Linked DNA regions of Homo sapiens: regions 2 and 3 are each linked to region 1. Evidence: read pairs that join two places in POLR2A ChIA-PET (ENCODE). Cell type or tissue: PC-9. All regions are shown on one strand. Region 1 has its middle 17 kb from the start of BICD1. Region 2 overlaps BICD1 (BICD cargo adaptor 1). Region 3 holds the start of LINC02387 (long intergenic non-protein coding RNA 2387).

What was found. ChIA-PET counts read pairs that join two places held together with the same protein. Peaks named below come from ENCODE experiments on the same cell type or tissue, not always from the same donor. Only the 100,000 strongest peaks of a DNase experiment are listed, where the experiment ranks them.
Region 2: POLR2A ChIA-PET joins it to region 1 with 14 read pairs; 3 of 35 experiments call an interaction of 5 or more read pairs at or near these places.
Region 3: POLR2A ChIA-PET joins it to region 1 with 11 read pairs; 2 of 35 experiments call an interaction of 5 or more read pairs at or near these places.

What each region holds. Positions count from the first base shown.
Region 1 is chr12:32,086,110-32,094,109 of GRCh38, reverse strand. No RefSeq gene overlaps it. Among named protein-coding and RNA genes, the nearest start is that of BICD1, 17 kb to the left of the region's middle. RefSeq lists an enhancer at 4,178-4,678 and a silencer at 6,602-6,721. In PC-9, no CTCF peak of the experiment used is centred here; a DNase peak (open chromatin) is centred at 4,363.
Region 2 is chr12:32,203,604-32,211,603 of GRCh38, reverse strand. All of the region lies in intron 1 of BICD1 (BICD cargo adaptor 1), which reads right to left. Among named protein-coding and RNA genes, the nearest start is that of BICD1-AS1, 100 kb to the right of the region's middle. In PC-9, no CTCF peak of the experiment used is centred here; no DNase peak of the experiment used is centred here.
Region 3 is chr12:31,366,381-31,374,380 of GRCh38, reverse strand. LINC02387 (long intergenic non-protein coding RNA 2387) reads left to right here and starts at 5,080. Exons shown (of 2, transcript NR_146469.1): 1 at 5,080-5,632. RefSeq lists enhancers at 2,823-3,431, 3,432-4,039. In PC-9, no CTCF peak of the experiment used is centred here; DNase peaks (open chromatin) are centred at 2,940, 3,350, 4,190 and 4,570; H3K4me3 peaks cover 1,747 bases; H3K27ac peaks cover 3,439 bases.

The sequences.
Region 1 (8,000 bases):
TCAGGTACCCTACGATCCCCCAAGCAGTAGGGACCTGGGTGCCTGAGCCACATCCTTGTTGCTTGTTACCATGTTTTGATGTTGGGCCATAAGCCCTAAGAGAAAAGCTAGAAGACTCAACCCAGTGGAAGTGATTGTATTCGTCTGTGCTCACACTGCTAATAAAGACATACCTGAGATTGGGTAATTTATCAAGGAAAGGGGTTTAACTGACTCACAGTTCAGCATGGCTGGGGAGGCCTCAGGAAACTTACAATATATGTCCTTCTTCACATGGTGGCAGCAAGGATAAGTGCAGAGCAAAAGGGAGAAAGCCGAAAGCCTCTTATAAAACTATCAAATCTCATGAGAACTCACTATCGCGAGAACAGCATGGAGGTAACTGCCCCCTTGATTCAGTTACCTCCCACCGGGTCCCTCCCATGACACGTGGGGATTATGGAAACTACAATTCAATATGAGATTTGGGTGGGGACACAGCCAAACCATATCAGTGGTCATCTTGTCTAAACAAGGATGCTGTTGAGCTCATTATCCATTAGCTCACACAGTGTCTCTTTTTACAAGAACATTTTGTGTTCTGCAGAATAAATCTATGTCTGGTCTTACTACCTAGAATCGTTGGCTTCTTCTGAGTAATTGGCCTGCTTTTATCTTATGGATACTGTAAATTGTATGACTGATCAGATTTCCTTTTATCCACAGGCTGCTAGAAAGCTTCTAGCCAAATTTGTGGTCCTCTTAGCAAGTGTATAGGTCAAATGATATATATTTTTGGCCTCATTCCTGGCTCTGTTTTATGTCTGTCTTTGCCATTGTTTTTCTCTCTCCTACAGAATACTTGAGATTATCTTGTATTTTATACAGCTCCGCCTGCTGCCTTAAGCCTCTTCTGAAACTAGGCAGTTAAGCATACTGGTTCAGAGCCTGCCTCTGGCATTAGAGCCACTGTCCCTCCATTTTTTCTGTACCTCAGTTTCCTCCTCCATAAAAAGGAAATACAGTATTTGCTTCACAGAGTTCTGATGAGGATTAAATGACAAAATACATGTAAGGACCTCAGATGTGTGGCTAGCTTGTGGTTAAGCGCTTAAAAGAAATTTTAAAATAATTACAAAGAAGTCGTTGTAATCATTCTCCTATTATTGGAGTTTAACCTTGTATAACTAACTCACTCCAAGTAGAGTTAGTACTAGGTCCAAGAGTGTGAATGTTTTGAAGGCTGTGAACTAGTTTATGTATCAGTTGGAGTGGAAAAGAGCTCCAGCTTTCCCATGCCTTTATCAATGCTGAATGCTATTACTTTTAAAACTCTTTGCCAATTTGGGCCGGGTGCGGTGGCTCACGTCTGTAGTAACAGCATTTTGGAAGGCCGACGCGGGCAGATCACGAGGTCAGGAGATCGAGACCATCCTGGCTAACACGGTGAAACCCCGTCTCTACTAAAAATACAAAAAAATTAGCCAGCCGAGGTGGCGGGCGCCCGTAGTCCCAGCTACTCGGGAGGCTGAGGCGGGAGAATGGCGTCAACCCAGGAGGCGGAGCTTGCAGTGAGCCGAGATCGCGCCACTGCACTCCAGCCTGGGCGACAGATGGAGAAAAAAAAAAAGACTCTTTGCCAATTTGACAGGTAAAAAAGGAGTATCATCTTATTGTCCTTCCAATGTACATTTTATTGGTAACTAATGAGATCGAACCTTCTGACTCAAACCACTACATTTATTTATTTATTATTTCTATTTCTTCTCTTTCTTTCCATCTTTTGCAATTTTTCCATTGCGGTCTTTGTGTTTCCTTTAATCTATTTAAATAAGATGATGGACTCTTATTTTCTGTCTCCAGTCATCTGCTGAGAGGGAGTCGGAGTACAGGGGCTTGAAAGAGGTAAGATTCACAGGCAGAAACAGAAAAAGGGTGACCAAGAACACGTAAACGATCAGACCAGCATGTGAGTCCTGCAGAGTGAGCTGTCATCTGATTAGCTGAGAATGGATGCACAGTTCTAAAATCTAAACACAGTTTATAGAAGAACATACCCATAATCTGTCTCCTCTTGTTCTTTTAAAACATGACCAATTCCAGAAAAAAATCATCATTGTTTTGTTCTTTAAGTGGGAAATAAAATTCCTTGAATCACAAAGTAATTTTAAGATGCTAATCAAACCCTTAGCTGTTACAAAGACTGTTTGCAGATGAGTAATTATTTTTGTTGCCATGGAACCCCAGCTGATGCTATGGGCATGGAACCAGCTTGCACAGATCATTTTTATCAAACCAAGTCAAACCAATCAGTATAGCTACTAAATCATTTCAGTTTAAAACGCTTTCTCTCATTGCTGGTGGAGGGAAGTTAGATGGTTTGGCACTGTTTTGCACACCCAGCTCAACTTCTTAGTTCTCTTTTTTGACATTTTTGCTTTTTCTGTTCTTTTTATTTATATTTTATTTTATTTTATTTATTTGTTTGTTTTTGAGTCAGAGTCTTGCTCTGTCACCCAGGCTGGAGTGCAGTGGTGCGATTACAACACATTGCAGCCTCAACTTCCCAGGCTCAAGCAATTTTCCCACCTCAGCCTCCCAAGTAGCTGGGGCTACAGGTGTGAGCCACCATGCCCAGCTAATTTTTTATTTTTTGTAGTGACGAGGTCTCACTATATTGCCCAGGCTGGTCTCAAACTCCTGGGATCAAGCAATCTTCCTGCCTTGGCCTCCCAAAGTGCTAGGGTTACAGGCTTGAGCCACTGCACCCAGCCTGTTCTTTTTAAAAAAAATTTAATAAGTACAAAGCACATGCCATAATAGTATTCTGATTTCTCCTAATAAGGACCCTGGGTATCTCAGCCTATTTTCATGAGGATACTGAGTACCAAAATATACTGTGGGCAGCCCATGATCACATGCTGGACAGAGCGACACAAGCCTTATATACAACTTCTTTAATGTGCTACTAGAGTTTCTGGGTGACTGAGGAGAACACAGTTACAAACTCTTGGTTTTAATTTGGTAAACAAACTTGAAGGTTGATTCCATTGTGCTTTTCTCTAACTTAAAAAAAAAATAACAGCAGGGCATGGTGGCTAACACCTGTAATCTCAGCACTTTGGGAGGCTGAGGCAGGAGGATCATTTGAGCCCAGAAGTTCAAGACCAGCCTGAGCAACATAGCAGAAACTCCATTTGTAGAAAAATTTAAAAATTACCCAGACATGGTGGCACGCACCTGTAATCCCAGCTATTTGGGAGGCTGAGGTGGGAGAATCATTTGAGCCCAGGAGGTTGAGACTGCAGTGAGCTGAGATTGTGTGACTGCACTCCAGCCTGGATGACAGAGCAAGACCCTGTCTCAAAAAAAAACACACACACACACACAAACATGATTTGGATAGATAGATAGATAGATAGATAGATAGATAGATAGATAGATAAACTTACCCCTTACAACACCCCAGGCCCCAGGATACTAAGGGTAATAATAAAATATTATTATTATTATTCCCATTTTATGGTGAGGAAATGAAGGCACAGAGAAGTTATACACCTTACGTGAGGCCTTACAGCTGATAAACGATGTTTGTCAACTCTGAACTGTCTTTCCTAGGCCAGGTATTCCTCTCTCACTCCACTTTCTACTACTTCCTCCTATCCTCACTGAGTGTCTACAAATTATAAGTCACGTTCTCTACCAAAATGCTATAATGGATAAAACAGTGGACTAGTAGTCACAAGACTTAGATTCATGTCCCATGTGGCCATGGTAAAGTCACTTAACCCCACTGGGCTTCGGTTTCACCATCTGTCACATGAGAATAATAATAATACTAACTTCACAGGGCAGTCACAGAAATCAAGTGAGATGACGGAGGTGAAAGATCTTTGTAAGGTGAAAAGTTGAAGCAACTCCTATGATTTTTCATTACCTCTGCTAGTGAGTGTTGTCAGTGAGGTTTCACAGAACAGGTGATATTGGAACCAAGTTGTGAAGTGGGGATGTGTGTTCTGAGATAATCACAGATCACTTACTGAACAACTCTGGTGTTCCAGGCTCTGTGCTAAGAACTATATACACATTGTCTCATTTAGTGCCATCAACAGCTCTATCAGCTCTTTCAGGTAGGCCCTGCTCACACTGCTCACATAAAGGCCTGCTAGCATGATTCAAGAATGGTTTGGTCACGTCGCTGTCGACCAGTCACAGCCCAAAGAGAGAGTGCTGGTGGCTGGAACAATAAACTGTGCAGACTTTGAAGGTGGCAGCCCAGGTCCTCAGAATGAGCAGATCTGCAGGAGCCAAGCCATGCACTGTGAGCTCAATTAAGACACAACAGGAACAATTCCCTTTGGTCAGTGGCCACATCCTGTGAGGGTATAGCCTGGGGCATAACTGGCATGTCAGTTCCATCTGGCTTTTTCCATTGCATTGGGAGACTTTGGAGGCTTTTCTTAATTGGTTTTGACAATGATTCTGGTTTAAGCCTTGTCTGCCCTCAGTCACATCAAGAGCACAAAAGCATAAAAAGACTAGAAACCCTGGATTGCCTCCAAAATGGACCTCCAACTTATAAAGCAACAAGCTAATGAATGCATTTTAAGGCATACGCGATGCAAATGAGCCACGTGAAAAAAAAAACAGAGTTGGTGATTTTTTTTCATGTTTCTAAACATCACTCCTGAAGCATTTAGTACAACTGAAAAATTGGAATGGACAACTGAAGCAATTGCTACACAAAACATGAAATACCAAGGGCATGAGGGACGGGCTTTCCAGACTATGGGAGGATATCGTGAAGCTGAACATGCAGGGCCCCAAGGGAAGAAATCTGGTTGAGCAATGTGGACAGGGTGGGCTGGGGGATAACTCATATCACAACATAACCAACTAATTTTTAAAAATCACTTTTTCACCTCAGGACCAGAGATTCTATTACTCACCCCCAAGACAAAACTGAAGAAATCCTGGCCCCTCTTAATTGTTTACATGAATGTGATGGGCCAAATTCTGATGAGATAAGTGAGTGAGGCTGGCTCCATCTCGCATGTGGCTAAGGCAAGACTGATGCATTTATTACCCATCTTGTTACGTGGAAAATATTCTCCGTGATATACCTGTTCCACCCTTCAGCTCTGGCTGAGTATAGACAGGTAGAGGTGCACTCAAAGCCACTTCCTTCCATAAGACCAGGCGTATGAGCTCAGAAGGACTCCTCACAGAAAACAAGGGAGGTGGGCAGAAGAAACTCGGGTCACCAGGAAGGTGTCGGTGTCAAGCTACACTTACTTTGACCTTTTGCCCTAAAGAGAATGCTCTCTTAGCAACCTTTCCAAATATATATACAGCCTAGGACAATGGATGCCGAGTGATGGCTCCATTATTAATCCACCAAACCATGTTTAAAGCTATTTACTTCATAATATTAGGTCCAAACCATACTTGGCTCTTCTGGATGGAGGCTGAAAATGAACATTGTAGGTGCAAACAATCTCTCTCTCTCTCTTTTTTTTTTTTTAGGGGGAGTCTCACTCTTCTTGCCCAGGCTGGAGTGCAATGGCATGGTCTCGGCGCACTACAACCTCCACCTCCTGGATTCAAGCATTTCTCCTTCCTCAGCTTCCCAAGTAGCTGGGATTACAGGTATGCACCACCACACCTGGCTAATTTTGTATCTTTAGTAGAGATGGGGTTTCACCATGTTCGTCAGGCTGATCTCGAACTCCTGACCTCAGATGATCCGCCCACCTTGGCCTCCCAAAGTGCTGGGATTACAGGTGTGAGCCACAGCGCCCGGCCAGGTGCAAACAATCTCTAATGGAACATGTTTGAGACCAAAGGGAATGATTTTCGTATGTCTTCATTGAGCTCGCCAGTGCATGGCTTGGGTTCTTGTAGATTCATTCATTTTTGAAGACATGGGTTAACATGTTCAAAGCCTGTGCAAAATTCTGTGATTTTTTTGAAAAAACAGGACACAGAATAAGTTGAGTTAGGAGGATCCTGTGGAATGACAGTTATAGTAACTAACTGTAGCCAACTGTGACCTACTTCTAACTAAAGGCAATATGCATTATCGATCAAAAAAATAACCTGACTGGGCTCAGTGGCTCACGCCTATAATCCCAACACTTTGGGAGGCCAAAGCAGGCAGATCACCTTATAGTAATAAGGTGGATCATCTTATAGTAATGATAAGAGTCAACCTAGCCTACAGTGGGAAATTGAACTATGGCCACCAGTTGGCCTTAGGAAAAATTACAAAAGATGGGAGCAGGAGAGGGGAAATAGGTCAATCCCGAATCATTCAACTGAACTTATAATAAGGAATATGTTCAAACATTGAAAGGGAAGGCAAAAAGAGTAACAAAATAGATGATCAAATCATGAATAGAAAATATGTAGTTGTTTTATAAATGTTACACCTTCTTCACATTGGAGTTCAAATACGTACGGAAATAAGAAACTTGTTATTGTGTTTCTCCTCTATATACTGGCATGGAAAAGGTGATGAGCCTTTATAACTGGGACTGCAAAGATATTGAGCCAGCCATTTACCATTTCAGAAGCTGTGTGTTTTGCAATATGCGGGTGTGGGTGGGTCAAATGTCCTTCTTAGGGATTCCCCTCTACCGTCAGGAAGCCACCCAGCATGCTAATCAGAAAGCCCAGTCTTGGGGCAGCTGCTACAAGTGCTTTCTCTTTAATGAGCACCTGAGACTTTTAAAGTTAGCATGGGCCCGCAGCAGTGGCTCACACCTGTAATCCCAGCACTTTTGGAGGCTGAGAAGAGGGATCACTGAGCCCAGGTGTTCATGACTAGCCTGGGCAACACAGGGAGACCCTGTCTCTACAAAAAATTAAAAAATTAGCCAGAAATGGTGGTGCATGCCTGTAGTCCCAGCTACTCAGGAAGCTGAGATGGGAAGATTGCTTAAGCCTAGAGCGTTGAGGCTGCATGAGCTGTGATCATGCCACTGCACTCCAGCCGGGGCGACAGAGAAAGGCCCTGTCTCAATAAAATAAAATAAAATAAAGTTAGCATCATTATGTTAGAAATGAGTTTCCAGTGTTAAAATTGGTAGTGGTAGGCCAGACGTGGTGGCTCACACCTGTAATCACAGCACTTTGGGAGGCCAAGTCAGGCAGATCACAAGGTCAGGAGTTCAAGACCAGCCTGGCCAATATGGTGAAATCCCATCTCTACTAAAAATACAAAAATTAGCCGAGCATGGTGGTAGGCGCCTGTAGTCCCAGCTACTTGGGAGGCTGAGGCAGGAAAATTGCTTGAACACGGGAGCCAGAGGTTACAGTGAGCTGAGATTGCTCCACTGCACTCCAGCCTGGCAACAGAGCGAAACTTCATCTCAAAAAAAAAAAAAAAGGCTGGGCGCGATGGCTCACGCCTGTAATCCCAGCACTCAGGAGGCTGAGGAGGGTGGATCACCTGAGGTCGAGATTTCGAGATCAGCCTGACCAACGTGGTGAAACCTCGTCTCTACTAAAAATACAAAAATTAGCTGGGCATGGTGGCAGACGCCTTTAATCCCAGCTACACAGGATGCTGAGGCAGGAGAATCACCTGAACCCAGGAGGCAGAGGTTGCAGTGAGCCAAGATCGCACCACTGTACTACAGCTTGGGTGACAGAGAAAGACTCCATCTCAAAAAAAAAAAAAAAAATGAGCAGGTTGTACGAACGGTTGTGTGCTTGCTTGCTGATAAGCGCATGCTCTATACAAATATATATGGGTGGCCTAATTTTGTCGAAACCTTGCTTTCATTATAACCGGGTACTCAGGGGTGGGGAGTAGCTAACTGTGACCCACTTCTAACTAAAGGCAATATGCGTTATCGATCAAAAAAATAACCTGACCGGGCACGGTGGCTCATGCCTGTAATCCCAGCACTTTGGGAGGCCGAGGCATGCAGATCACCTGAGGTCAGGAGTTCGAGACCAGCCTGGCCAACGTAGTGAAGCCCTGTCTCTACTAAAAATACAAAAATTAGCTGGGT
Region 2 (8,000 bases), 120 kb before region 1:
GTGGCTCTCGTATTTTTCGCAGCACACAGGCAATGCTCTCTTGGCAGCTAAAACAACCCCTAAAGTCTTAAGAGCAAGTGAATTTATTGTTCCACCCTTGATTTAAAGTTTTCAAAAATTGTACTCTGGATCTAGCACCAAAGGAGATAAACATTTCAGATGTAGACCCAGAATAGATTTTCAAAAAAGAATCAAGAATTGAAATTGCAAATATCCAAATGTTGATAAATCCTCCATTCATATTTATTCCAGTTTCAGAAACCTTAACTGAACATATGGGTTTCCAAAATTAGCCATGATATTTATGAAGAACTTGGCCCTTCACTGGACCTGATTTGAAAAACAATGAAAGTATATGAGGTTATCCAAGGACACTAACCATCATGTTTTTTACTTGAAATAGCAAAATAACACCAATCCTGCCCAAGCTAGAGGTGCCTCATGATCTGCATTTGCAAATCCACTGAGAACTAAGAACTAACACTACTCAGAAAATGGCTGCTTTTAAGAAAGGGAGGGTGAAGGAGAAAACACTCCTATTTTAATCTAATTCCTAATTGTCAGCAACTAGAATTGGGCATGACACCCAACTGACATCTATCATCTGGCTGCTTGTTAAAGCTGATTTACCCGACTCGTCTGGCTCCACCAGGTACCTCCTTTCACCATCACCTCCTGAGTATCTCCTGACAAAGCCAGGCCCAATAGAAAGGAAACAATGTTTTTCAAGGTTACTGAAGCTGCATCTTTGGCTGAAATCACAAAACTAGCTTCAATCTGTATTTATAGGAGATATAGGGTAGTCGTGCTTCTAGTTATATTTTGTTCAGATTGCAAATTCTTTTTAGGTACTGCAATCATTTCATGGGTAATTTTTGTTTAAAATAAGTTGAAGTAAACTGACATTTTTCTATATACTTTTAGAATGTATTATGATTTCCTATCATGTCTGTAGCTATAATTGCACAATATTACTTTTAGTATATTCCATTGCATGGAGCAAATTTGCTTTAAATTAGATGTGACTGTAAGTCCAGTTAGCTATGTAATAAGTACTTTGTTTTCTCCTTCTACTTACATGACTTCTTAATGCAAAGAAAATTGATATTTTCTGTGTTCATATTCAGGATGATACGTTAATTGATAAACAGAAATTTCGTACCCATTATTCTTCATAATATAAAAGATAAAAGAAATAAAATTTTGACTAGTATATTTAATATCATTTTATCTTTAAAATGTTCTCTTTGATCACAGAATTTTCGTTCTTTCATCTCAAAAACTGTGGCAGAACGTGTACTAGGTCACCCAGGGACATTAGACAAAATACTTTTGATTTGAAACTGCAAAATAATACTAAAATTCATTCATTCATTTGTTGTTCATTCACTCGGCAAGTATTTACAAAGCACTGTACTATGTCAGGCACTGCTTTAGGCACTGAGGATTCAGCTATGTTCTGGGAAAACAAAAAAAAAAAACTCTGTGATCCAGAGCATGTATTCTAGTGGAACATAAACAAATCAATAGGTGCATGGCATGGCATAGTGTTGAAAAAGTTAAGGCAAGAGCATAGGCTAGCAGTGCCCAGTGGAACTTTCTGCGATGACGTATCTGTGTTGCCAATATGCCCAGTTGCCACACATGGCTACTGAGCTTTTGAAATGTGGCTGGTATGACCAAAGTACTGAATTTTTTATTTTGTCATTTAATTAATTTTAATTGTCATATATGGCTAGTGACTACTATGTTGGACAGGGATAGAGGGCAACCCAGATGCGTTCGGTGGGAACCTCATATAGAAAGGGCAGTCAGGGAAGAGGTGACCTTTGGGCAGAGACTGGAACAAAGTGAGGGAGTGACCTAGAACCTGGCCTTTCCCTCAGAGAAGAAAGCTTAGATATAAGTGTTGCTAAGCAAGAATTACAGCACTGCCATGACGCCTCTTTAAAGACAATCACTGGCAGTTCTTTACAGTCTCTTCTAAAGTATTTTAAGATCTGAGTGCTCCAGAGGATATTCAGATATAATTTAACTTGTAGGAAGAAAAGGGTTGGCTAGTGGCCTGACATGGTACCCTATCCTCCCCAATGAACTAGTTTACTTTATTTGAACATATAACAAAAATTATCTGACCAATTACCTTTCTGTTGCCTCAGCTGCCAGGAAATTCAGCATTAAATGCTCAACAGCAATAACGAAAATACCTTAAGGTTTTGTATAATTATCTCTGTTTTCTCTACATTGTTCTGCATTTTTTTGTGTTTATCCCATTGTATTGGTTTCTTCTACTTCAAATATTTTTGGAGTAGAAAGCATATGAGTTATAATCACATCAAATGGTTAAAATGATGCTTAATTACTGTTTGTTTTAAATGAAGTATTAATAAAAATCCTTATTAAGGCATGGAATTTGAGAGTTTAAGAGGTATGAAAGCTCTTCTAATGATTCATCCTTATTCCACTGAAAAACACTGAGCCCAGACTGGGCGCGGTGGCTCACGTCTGTAATCCCAGCAGTTTGGGAGGCTGAGGCAGGTGGATCACCTAAGGTCCACCTGACCAACATAGTGAAACCCCATCTCTATTAAAAATACAAAAATTAGCCGGCTGTGATGGCAGGTGCTTGTAATCCCAGCTACTCTGAAGGCTGAGGCAGGAGAATCGCAGGAGAATCGCTTGAACCCAGGAGGCAGGGTTGCAGTGAGCTGAGATTGCACCACTGCACTGCAGCCTGGGCAACAACGTGAGATACTGTCTCAAAAAAAAAGAAAAAAATAAAAAGAAAGAAAACACTGAGCCCAAATGATCTGATGAAGCACAAAAAATAGGAAGAACCTAGCTAAACATGTTAGAACTGACTGAGAAGTGTCTCTCAAACTACTGCTGCATATTCCAGCAGCAAAGAGTCTTAGAGAGTAGATTCAATTAGAAAAGAAGAGCTCACAGGAGGCCAGGCAACTCAGAAGTACCCAGCCAGGAGAAACCAGTTTCCATGATGCGTATGGCTCAAAAGTTAATAGGAGACATGAGGCCTCCCTGACAGACTCAAGCCTGATCCTTGAAAGGGCAGATGTACTCATAAAAGGCCAAAAGAGGTTAAGAGTGTGGGCTCCTGAGGTGGACCAACTCTGCCACTTACTGTGTGACATTGGGCAAATTACATAACATTCTGTGACTCCATTTTTTCATCTGTAAAATGGGGATAATAATAGCTTCTTTCTCATACTGCCACGAGGCTTAAAAGAGAAAATCTATGTATCACTTGGAACAGACCTTGGTATAAATATAGTAAGTACTCAATGACTGTTGGCTATTATTAGCAGAAAGACGACGTGCTTTGGAATCAAATCCATTGGGGTTTAATGCAAATGCATCTGGGTTTAAATCTGCCTCCTCTGAAATGTTTGGCAAGGTTTTTAAGTTCTATGTTTCAGTTACCTCATGTGTAAAATGAGAATAATAACATCTACCTTAAAGGTAAAAACAGCCTAGTCCTAAAAGGCAAGGATATCAGATAAGAGATATAAAATTCGTACCAAAATGCCTTGGACACAGTAAATGCTTATTAAATATCAATACCAATCCTCCTCTCTTCTGACCTTGGAAAGTCTCAGATTGAACACTGGCAAGCTGTTGCTTCCTCTGGTGTAAAGGTTTTCCTTGGACTTATCCAAGAATCAGGTGGCCGTTTACCTCATTATGAGAGCAGCTCCCTACTCATTTGTGAAACACTAAACCTCCTGCTAGGAAAGGAGTCCTGATGAATCTTTTTTCTCATTAAGTCATTAAAAATGTACAAAGACAAACACAGAGAAATTTCAAGAGGCATAGGCTCTTACGGTTTATATTAGCAAAGGTTGCAGCTTTTTCTTTTTTCTCTTAATGGGAATTTTCAATTCTTTCTTAACTTCTTCAGTTTTTCTAGCTTTTAACATAACTCCACCCAATTATAAAGTCCGTCCATTTGAGAAACACAGAATATCTAATTACCAATTTTTGATTCTCATTTTGTATTCTGAAAACCATTTTTCAATAATCATAAAAACAAAAGACATGCATTTTAAATGAGATGTTTTTTTAAAAAAAATCTATCACATATTCTTAACTGATTTAATCATCACATTACATGCCTACCGAGTATCATTCAAATAAATAGCATATCATATTTTCCATACTTCTCAACTAAATATTCTGTGATAACCTGGTGTAATACCCCAAGTTTTTCTAAGATAATAGTCAATAGCCTATTACTTAGATTTATATTTACTTAAAGCCTGGATTTTTTTTCTAACCCTGATGGTTTGTAATTGGTACCTCTATTTGCTTAATAAACTCCCTTGTCAACTGTTGAGAGTTTTTTTGTATTTTGTGGTTACATATTGAATATGCACAAAAAATTTATGACAAAATATAAACACAAAATGTAACATTAAAATGAATTCCTATAGTTTAAGAACGGGACCAAGACCCACTAGCCTCAAAGGCCTCTGTCTGTCCTCCTTGGTCCTATCTCTCTCATTGTACCTTCGGCCACTCCCCAAGTAAACACTATCCTGCATTTTGTATCACCATTTTCTTTATAGTTTACCATATATGTATGTTTCTGTAAATAAAATGCTATTTAATATTGTAGTAAAATACTGTTTGTAAAATTCATATGATGAAATCCTTCCATATGCACTCTTTTGCAATTTGCTTTTGGAACTCAACTTTAAATTCCGTTTATTCATTCTGATTAATGTAGCTGCAGCTACATTAATGTAGTAGATAAACTGCAGCTACATCAATGTAGTTTTCATTGTTATAAAGTAGTCTACTGGATATATACTTCATATTAATAATCCATTCTCTTGACAATGGATGATTGGATTGTTTCCAGTCTTTTGCTATTATAAACAATGTAGCTGTGAACACTGTTGGGCATTTAACTTAGGCTAGTACTTTTCAAAATACATTTGCTGAAGGAAGAGTTTTCTTTCCTTCTTTCTTTTTTTTGAGAAGGAGTCTTGCTCTGTCTCCCAGGCTGGAGTGCAGTGGCGTGATCTCGGCTCACTGCAACCTCCATCTCCCAGGTTCAAGTGATTCTCCTACCTCAGCCTCCTGAGTAGCTGGGATTACAGGCATGCACCACCACACCCAGCTAATTTTTGTATTTTTAGTGGATATGAGGTTTCACCTTGTTGGCCAGGCTGGCCTTGAACTCCTGACATCAGGTGATCAGCCCACCTTAGCCTCCCAAAGTGCTGGGATTACAGGCATGAGCCCCTGCTCCCGGCCTGGGAGAGTTTTATTTCTAATCCTTGTGGGCTAATGCTTTTTATTTGTGAAATGCAATAAAAATAAATTACTATATGCATATTCCTACCATGCAATCCAACCATTCCACTCCTAGGTATTTATTTATCCAAGACAAATGAAAGCACGTGATCACATAAAGATTTACACACAAATGTTCATAGCAGCCAAAATGCAAACATTTCAAATATCCATCAATTGGTGAATAAAAAACCAAGTTGTGGCATATCCATACAATGGAATACTAATCGGCAATAAAAAGGAGTAAACTACTGACATATCCAACAACATGGCTGAATTGCAAAACATTATGCTAAGTAAAAGAAGCCAGACAAAAGCAAGAGTACATTCAGTAACATTCCATTTACATGAAATGCTAGAGAATGCAAACTAATCTATAGTGACAACAGGCAGATGAGTGGTTGCACTGGGGCGGGGACAGGAGTGGAGGATTATGAAGGGATGTGGAGGGCCAAATGGGAGAGATTACACAGGGATGAGAAAATACTTTAGAGAGTCATGGATATGTTCATTATCTTGGTTGTGTTGATGATTTCGCAAGTATATACATATGTCAAAATTGACATATAATATATTGCACATATTTAAAGAGTGCAAATTGATCACTTATACATCAACAAAGCTGTAAAATCATAAATATTAGAAAAATATGAGAAAAAAGCACAAAGTACAAGCCTCAATTTTTCCATTATAAAATTTGACATAAAATTATATTTCAGTAAATTTAATCAGAAGACAAAAGATTACAAAAACTGTACCATTATTCACTGAAAGTATGATTCATATAAACTTGCTGCAGATCTGTAGGAAATAATTTGCAAACCAGCGCTGGCCCCCAGGTACAATTTGAGTAGCATTATCCTAAGTCACATGTGCAAGAGTCTCTCAAGCAGTGGTTCTCAACCTTACGAACCCATTAGAATCACTTGGGGAGCTTTTTAAAAACAAAGACATAGAGATTCCATCTCCATTCTGAGTTAACTAATTTGGGAAAGAGATTCCCAAATATTCTCAGTTGAAGGGACACTACTAAGTGGCTCAATTTTTTCAGGGTTCTAGGCACCCCTAGAACAAATTCCTAACAATTCCATTTAAGTAGTTAGGTCCAAAAAAGTTAACAAGTCTTTTTTGTCCTAACAATGCAGTAGCTGTTTGAAAAATCTGTATGAAAATACCAAAGAAAAAAGTTTTATTTCATTCTTAAATAACCTCAATTACTTATTAATGGAATGTGTGCACTCGTTGGGCACTATACAACTTCTTAAACTTTGGAATCATATTGGACTCTATCACCCTTATTTCCTCTTCCATACTGATTTTCATGATATCTGCTTTTTGTTACAGCAACCACTGAAAATCCAGCTTCGCATAATAGAAAGGGATGATGCGTGGGGTAACATTGAGACTGAACTGAAGTGTCTTGAGCTAGTAATTCACACTGCGTTCAACAGATGCCAAGTATCACTGCATTCCCCTTGAACATTTAAGATATCCCATCGTCTTCTGTGAGTTTGCTGTGGTTCCCCAGGGCATCTTGGCATACCATTTGAGAATCACAGGTCTGGGGTAAGGGCCAGGTGTAAGTATTTCCAACATGCTCATTTTGGGATGCTAATATATTATGCCAGGCTTGAGAAGCATTGCTGTGGAGTGTGGGCAGTGTTGTGGATTACACACAGCTTCAACTCTTCCTGACAAGGCTGCAGAGTTCTCCAAAGTGGCTGTACTAATTCAACTGCCACCAGCAGTGTCTAAGGATTCCTGTTTGTGACTCTACATTGTTAGGGTTGTTTGTTAAGACTTAAAAATTTTGGCCGCCCCGGAGAGTGTGAAACAGTATCACCTGGTGCTTCTCATTTGCATTTCCCTGATTACTAATGAAGTTAAGTAGTTTCACATTTTTATTGACCATTCACATTTTCATTTTTTTTTTTTTTTGACAGGGTCTCCTCTGTTGCCCAGGTTAGAGTGCAATGGCATGATCACAGCTCATTGCAACCTCCACCTCCCAGGCTCAGGCAATCTTCCCACCTCAGCCTCCCAAGTAGCTGGGACCACAGATGTCTGCCACCACACCCAGTTAATTTATGCATTTTTTTGTAGAGATGGGGTTTCACCATGTTGCCCAGGCTGGCCTCAAACTCCTGGGCTCAAGCAATCCACCTGTCTAGGCCTCCCAAAATGTTGGGATTACAGGTGTGAGCCACCACGCCCAACCTCACATTTCCACTTCTGTGTAGTTTCTATTCAAGGCTTTTGTTCATTTTTCTCCAGAGTACCTTTTTCCTTTATTAATTTGTCAGTTACATGTATGGCAAGTATCTTCCTCAAGTATTTATGGGTTGTTTCTTAACTCATTTTACAGTGCTTTTGATGAAGAGAAGTCCCACATTCTAAAAGACAGGTTTCTGTTTCCTAATTGTTAGTTACATGTTATTGTGCCAGACCCCTATTGAGTTGGATAGGGATAGCACAGGTTCGAGAGGCCAAAGAAGAGAGGCCAAAGAAGAGACCGAGAGCTGGCAAATGAGATATAGGGCTTCTCGAGGGGACTTACATATGCAGCGGTCCAGTGGTAGCAGGCTGGATGGACGAACCACTACCGTTTCTAAAAAGTATGCAGTTTATATAGCATTTTTACTTAGCTCCCCTCCTGCAACCTTCACCTGGCAACCCTCCTT
Region 3 (8,000 bases), 720 kb after region 1:
GCATGGTGTCATGCACCTGTTGTCCCAGATACTTGGAAAGCTGAGGTGGGAGCATTGTTTGAACTCAGGAGGTTGAAGCTGCAATGAGCCATGATCATGCCACTGTACTCCAGCCTGGGTAACAGAGCAAGACCCTGTCTCAAAAAAAGAAAAGAAAAAAATACCATATGCGGGATGACTTATAAAGAATAAACAACAGGTCGGGTGTGGTGGCTCATGCCTGTAATCCCAGCACTTTGGGAGGCTGAGGTGGGCGGATCACATGAAGTCAGGAGTTTGAGACCAGCCTGACCAATATGATGAAACCCCATCTCTACTAAAAATACAAAAATTAGTTGGGCTTGGTGACGGGTGGCTGTAATCCCAGCTACTCGGGAGGCTGAGACTGGAGAATTGCTTGAACCTGGGAGGAAGAGGTTGCTGTGAGCTGAGATTGTGCCACTGCACTCTAGCCTGGGCAACAAGAGCAAACTCTGTCTCAAAAACAAAACAAAACAAAACAAAAAACAGACATAATTGTGGAGGCTGGGAAGTCCAAGAGCCAAGGTGCTAGTATCTGGTGAGAGCCTATTCCTCACAGACGGTGCCTTACAGCTGTGCACTCACATGGTGGAAGGGGTAAACAATCTCCTTTGGCCCTCTTATAAGGGCGTGAAGCCCATTCATCACCTCTCAAATGACCCCAACTCTTAATACTATCACATTGGAGATTAGGTTTCAATGTACGAATTTTGAGGGGATACAAAAGTTGTGACCATAACAATGATCAAGCTCATATGCTTCTTATTCTGACCAAAGATCTGGTGGAACATGTTTGCAGCAGAGGCCTTGGGTCCTGAAAGAAATAAATCTGCCAGGCCCAGGACTAAGTACTCTTCTACCAGAATGTATGCTCTCTGAAAGAAATTTAGGAGAATGCAAAGATAAGCCACAGACTGGTAGAGAATATTAGCAACACACATATCTGGCAAAGGGCTTGTATCCAGAGTATATAATGAACCCTCAAAATGCAATAATAAGATAAACAGCCCAACAACAAAAAAAGGGCAAATGGCCGGGCGCAGTGGCTCACTCATGCCTGTAATCCCAGCACTTTGGGAGGCCGAGATGGGCAGATCACGAGGTCAGCAGATCAAGACCATCCTGGCTAACACGGTGAAACCCTGTCTCTACTAAAAATACAAAAAAAAAAATTAGCCGGGCGTGGTGACCGGCGCCTGTAGTCCCAGCTACTCGGGAGGCTGAGGCAGGAGAATGGCGTGAACCCAGGAGGCGGAGCTTGCAGTGAGCCGAGATCGCATCACTGCACTCCAGCCTGGGGGACAGAGCAAGACTCCATCTCAAAAAAAAAAAAAAGCGTGCAAATGATTTGAATAGGCACTTCACCAAAGAAAAACATAAAAGGATGTCAAAAAGCCCACAAAAGGCTGGACACAGTGGGTCATGCCTTTAATCCCAGCACTTCAGGAGGCCAAGGCAGGAGGATTGCTTGAGCTCAGGAGTTTGAGAACATTCTGAGCAACATAGCGAGACCCTGTCTCTACAAATAGTTTAAAATTTAGGCCAGGCTCAGTGGCTCACACCTGTAATCCAAGCACTTTGGGAGGCCGAGGCGGGCAGATCACGACGTCAAGAGATGGAGACCATCCTGGCCAACATGGTGAAACCCCATCTTTACTAAAAATACAAATTAGCTGGGCGTGGTGGCGCCAGCCAGTAGTCCCAGCTACTTGGGAGGCTGAGGCAGGAGAATCACTTAAACCCAGGAGGTGGAGCTTGCAGTGAGCCGAGATCGCGCCACTGCACTCCAGCCTGGCAACAGAGTGAGACTCCATCTCTAAAAAAAAAAAAATTAGGCTGGGCACGGTGGCTCACTCCTGTCATCCCAGAAATTTGGGAGGCCAAGGCAGGTGGATCACCTGAGGTCAGGAGTTCAAGACCAGTCTGGCCAACATGGTGTAACCCCGTCTCTACTAAAAAAATACAAAAATCAGCCAGACCTAGTGGTGCGCACCTGTAATTCCAGCTACTTGGGAGGCTGAGGCAGGAGAATCACTTGAACCTGGGAGGTGGAGCTTGCAGTAAGCCAAGATGGCGCCACTGCACTCCAGCCTGGCAACAGAGCAAGTCTCCGTCTCTTAAAAAAAAAAAAAAAAAAATTAGGCCGGGCGCGGTGGCTCACTTCTGTCATCCCAGAAATTTGGGAGGCCAAGGCAGGTGGATCACCTGAGTTCAGGAGTTCAAGACCAGCCTGGCCAACATGGTGTAACCCCGTCTCTACTAAAAAAATACAAAAATCAGCCGGGCCTAGTGGTGCGCACCTGTAATTCCAGCTACTTGGGAGGCTGAGGCAGGAGAATCACTTGAACCCGGGAGGCGGAGGTTGCGGTAAGCCAAGATCACACCACTGCACTCCAGCCTGGGCGACAAGAGCAAAACTCTGGCAAAAAAAAAAAAAAGAGAGAGAATTACCTAATTCTCATAGATTTTAGTTTACGTATTTGTCTTTTTTTTTTTTTTTTTTTTTTTTTTGAGACAGAGTCTTCTCAGTTGCCTAGGCTGGAGTGCAGTGGTGCAATCTCAGCTCACTGCAACATCCTCCTCCGGGGTTCAAGAGATTCTCCTCTCTCAGCCTCCCGAGCAGCTGGGACTACAGGCACGAGCCACCTGGTTAATTTTTCTATTTTTAGTAGAGCCGGGGTTTCACTATGTTGACCAGACTGGTCTCGAACTCCTGACCTCAAGTGACCCACCCACCTCGGCTTCCCAAAGTGCTGGGATTACAGGAGTGAGCCACTGCGCCTGGCCTTGTATATTTAGTTTAGAACAATGCCTGGCACACAGTAAGAAAACAAAAAATGTTACCTACAAAAAAGAAAAAGGAATCCTACCTCTGAGTGCAGTCTCACCTGAATTCTTTCCCTCCCACCCCCACCTCTGGGTTTGTTAAGTCATTCTCCCCTCCCACAGGATCTGCACCACTGTTCCTCCTTTATCACACTCACTTGTCACACAAGTTTTTAACCTTTGGGCAGCTATAAATTCCTTTGACAATCTAAGGAAAGCTACACCATCCCCAGGAAAACACACATATGCACGCACACACACACTCTTAGGTACAATTCTGGGGTGCCTATAGAACTCTAACACTAACCTGCCTTTTTAGATCCCTGAGTTAAATGGACATTAATGTCAAAGACTCCTTATTCCTTTGGAGCAGCAAACCTCAACAGGTCACAGGAGATTCCCAGAGCAGATCCTTACTGCAAGGATCAGAGTCCAAACGAGGCTTCACCAATCTGAGCTCATCTGAGATGCAAATTGCATTTCTCCCAGGCGGGGAGAGGACTCTCATTGTTCCTTCCTGACTGCATTTTTAGAGCTGACCCTTCACCCTCATGGGGGAAGGGCGCTACAGGGATGAGGGCAGGGAGGAGGCCGGTTACCAAATGAAAGAATGGGGCTGCTGGAGATTCTAAGATCATTTATTTATAAACTTCTGCAGCCCTGCTAACATCCATGCTTGTGATTTACCTCACCTCTGTCTCCCAGTTGGTAATCAACAAACCCGTACTACCAAAATGACCTATGCTTCTGTCTTCTGCCGCAGGAGAGGGTGATAACACGGGAGGCTGCTCTCCCACCCCACCCTTTGAGAAAAAGAGGAAGACTGGCCAGTATAAACGTGGCAAATAGCCCTGTCACTTCCCATAAGTTCTGTAATCTCCGTGAGCTTCCATTTTGCCTTTAGAGTGGGAATAATAAAACAGACCTCATACTTTTGTGTGAAAGCGAGGGAACTGCAAATCTCCTGCCCCTAGTAGCACTAATAATTGTTAGCTGCTGCTTCTTAATATTACATAGCACCTGGAAGGATGACGGGCCTGCTTGCTAAAGCTGGCTGTGAGTTTGGGGTCGGCTTGAGGAGAAGAGCAGAGTGCAGGGAGCTTCCTGGAACAGGGCCTGTCTGTCTTATACTTTCACTCTAGACAGCCCTTTCCCGTTTTGGTGTTCAGGAAATATGCCCCAGATCTTCAAGGGCTTCACCGTCCCTTCCCTTTAACTAGGATTCAGATGCCCTCATCTACAGACGGTTCCGTCATAAGGCCAAAAATGATTGGATTCAAAGGATCTGAAAGATTGGTCCAGCCCTTTCTTTATTCTGATTAGAAACAGTCCCAGAGGTGACGTGATTTGCCCAAAGTAGCGCAACTTCCTGGAACGAGAAACCAATCCTAAGATTTCCATGTCGGCGTTCTTTCCGCGGTGATCGGGTTACCTCCCAGACATAGGATTTACTTTTGAAAGAAAAGGAGCGGTCACACGGGAGAGGCATTGAAGGAAAAATTATTTGAATTTGGCAACTGCTTGTGGTGGGGGGATGAGAGGTGGAGGGTGATAAAGCGCCCCCTCACACTCACACACAAATAATGTGAACAATTTTAAATTGCTTTACTTTAGGAGATCATGGATTTTCCAGGGGGGCTGAGAACTTACCTGTTTACCCAGCCAAGTTAACAATACTCTGCATTGTTTACCTAACGCAGAGTAGGTACTGAAGAACTATTTGTCGCACGGATGACTGCATGACCGGATGCATCCCATTCCATCATAGAGTCAGATGAGGATTTGCAGAGCCAAGCCCCACCTGGGAGGCATGTTAAGTCCTTTCCAGTTCTTCTCAATTATGGCTCTGCAGTGAGTATCTTTTGTTCATAAATTCTTGACTGCACATCTTGATTATCTCCTCAGGATATTTTCCTAGAAGTGGGATTACTGGATTGAAGGGGATGCACATATTTAAGATTCTTGATTCCGAACCCCTCCAGCAGTATAAAAATGAGTCCGCTTCCCAGCAAGCTGGCCCAAACAGGCTATTATCAGGCTTAATTTTTATTTTTTATTTTTGTGCCCTCCTAATAGAACAAAAATCGCATCTCGTTTGGTTTGCATCTCTTTGGGGACTAATTAGATCGAGATTGAACTAGTTTTGAAGAAACACTCTAAGGAGTCCAGAGAAATCCTGTGTGGGGCAGGAGATCCATGAAAGGAGGCACATCCCGCCCACTGAGGTGAAACCAAAGGGCTTCTATTGTTTGGTGTGATTTAACCTTAAGATGGAAACATCTGAGCCTTGCTAGAGAGGCTTCCCCGGAACAACGGCTGGGGGTGGGGAGCTGTGACTTATCAGCTTCCCTATGTTTATTTTCATTTCCTGATGGAGAGTAAATCTTATAAACAAATGAAAAACCTGTGGACTTATCTTTAAAGACTACAAGGAAAAGGGGAACTGGGCAAACTATTGCAACTCAAAGTCGTGGAAAGGCAGGAGGGGGAGTGGGGAATTTAGAAAGATATTTCCAAGAGATGGCAGATAGGTCCCTGGGGGCCTGTGGCCAGCCTGGAGAGGGAGAGACCAAGCCAGAGGCTGTGGAAAGCTCTAGAGACTTTGTACTAGAAAGGCTGCTGTTGGTGGCAGAGCTTACATGGCCAGGGATCCCGGAGGACCTGGAAGGGGTTTTAATGGACTTTTGAGAATCAAAGTGAACTGCCAGGGACAAACAAGAGTGGCGAGGAAATGGAAGCAGTCATACCACTCAGGCTGGAAAATCGCTCTAGGAATGGCAAGAAGGTAGGTGTGGCGTTTTCCAAGAGAAGAGGGTGATGGTCAGCTGGGAGCTTTCCTTGACTATGAAACAAGGAAGACTTCTCCCCCATCCAGAGCCAGGAGCTGTCCCTGCTCTTCACTTAAGCACTGGGTTCTTTTACAAACCGTACCCAGGAGGATGACTGATTTACAAATGTTTATAGACAATTTTATTTACTAATCTAGCTCTCACTCTCAACTAAATTTATAATCCTAATTATAGTCATCAGCATTTTCTTGATAACAAACCTACAGGATTTTTTTTTTTTTTTTTTGAGACAGAATTTCGCTCTTGTTGCCCAGGCTGGAATGCAGTGGTACAATCTCAGCTCACCGCAACCTCCATCTCCTGGGTTCAAGTGATTCTCCTGCCTCAGCTTCCCGAGTAGCTGGGATTACAGGCATGCGCCACCACACCTGGCTAATTTTGTATTTTTAGTAGAGAAGGGATTTCTCCATATTGGTCAAGCTGGTCTCGAACTCCTGACCTCAGGTGATCCGCCTGCCTCGGTCTCCCAAAGTGCTGGGATTGAGCCACTGTACCCGGCCTACAGGATGTATTTTATAGTTGTTTTTTAAAACTTTGTGGAGAGTTTATTTTCTTGATTGCTTTAAGTTCCCTATTAAAGTCTTAAATTTAACAATTGGCTTCTAACAGTTTAGTAATCTATGAATATTTTGTACCGCTTTATTTATTCTAAAAGGGCTTAAAGTCAAAGAAAAATGAGTATTTCTTTTTTTTTTTTTGAGACGGAGTTTTGCTCTTGTTTTCTGTTTTGTTTTGTTTTTGAGATGGAGTCTCGCTCTGTCACCCAGGCTAGAGTGCAGTGGTGCGATCTCAGCTCACTGCAACCTCCGCCTCCCGGGTTCAAGCAATTTTCCTGCCTCAGCCTCCCAAGTAGCTGGGATTACAGGCATGTGCCACCATGACCGGCTAATTTTGTATTTTTAGTAGAGATGGGGTTTCACCGTGTTGGTCAGGCTGGTCTCGAACTCCTGACCTCAGGTGATCCGCCCGCCTCGGTCTCCCAAAGTGCTGGGATTACAGGCGTGAGCCACCGCACCCGGCCAAGGAGTTTTGCTCTTGTTGCCCAGGCTGGAGTGCAATGGCGCAATCTCGGCTCACCGCAACCTCTGCCTCCCGGGTTCAAGTGATTCTCCTGCCTCAGCCTTTCGAGTAGCTGGGCTTACAGGCATGTGCCACCATGCCTGGCTAATTTTGTATTTTTAGTAGAGATGGGGTTTCTCCATGTTGGTCAGGCTGGTTTCGAACTCCTGACCTCAGGTGATCCACCCGCCTCGGCCTCCCAAAGTGCTGGGGTTACAGGCGTGAGCTACTGCGCCCAGCTGAAAAGTATTTCTTAGAGGTTTAAATGAGTGATGTCAAAACTCTTTGAGGTGATGGATATGTTAATTACCCTGATTAGATCATTACACATTGTATGCCTATATCAAAATCTCACATGGTACCGCATAAATATATACAATTATTATGTGTCAATTAAAAATAATAAAAGCAGAAAACTCCAAATAAAATGTTTAAAAAGCTTGTCACACTTCAAAGTCACTTGGCACATTAAAAAATAGTTTCTCCTGCTTCACCCTTGAGAGGTTAATTTTATGGAATTGGGGCAAACCCAGAATCTGGTTTTTTTTTGTTTTGTTTTGTTTTTTTGAGACAGAGTCTCACTTGTCGCCCAGGCTGGAGTGCAGTGGCTCGATCTCCGCTCACTGCAAGCTCTGCCTCCTGGATTCATGACATTCTCCTGCCTCAGTCTCCCGAGTAGCTGGGATTACAGGCGCCCGCCACCATGCCCGGCTAATTTTTTTGTATTTTTAGTAGAGATGGGGTTTCACCGTGTTGGCCAGGATGGTCTCGATCTCCTGACCTCATGATCCGCCCGCCTCGGCCTCCCAAAGTGAGCCACCGTGCCCGGCAGAATATGTATTTTTAAAAACCACCCAGGTGATTCCTAAATTGCTGCTACAAAGACCAGTTTGGGGAACTTGTGATCTAAATGCTTATCTATATTTTGTATGTTTGGTTTTTTTCAAAATGAATATAAAAAGTATGAGGCTGGGCACAGTGGCTCGCGCCTGTAATCCCAGCACTTTAGGAGACTGAGGCGGGTGGATCGCTTGAGCTCAGTAGTTTGAAACCAGCCTGGGTAACATAGTGAAACCCCGTCTCTACCAAAAATACAAAAATTAGCCGGGCACAGTGGTGCATGCCTATAGTCCCAGCTACTCCAGAGGCTGAGGCAGAAGAATCCATTGAGCCCGGGAGGTGGAGGTTGCAGTGAGCTGAGATCACGCCACTGTAGTCCAGCCTTGGTGATAGGAGTGAAACACT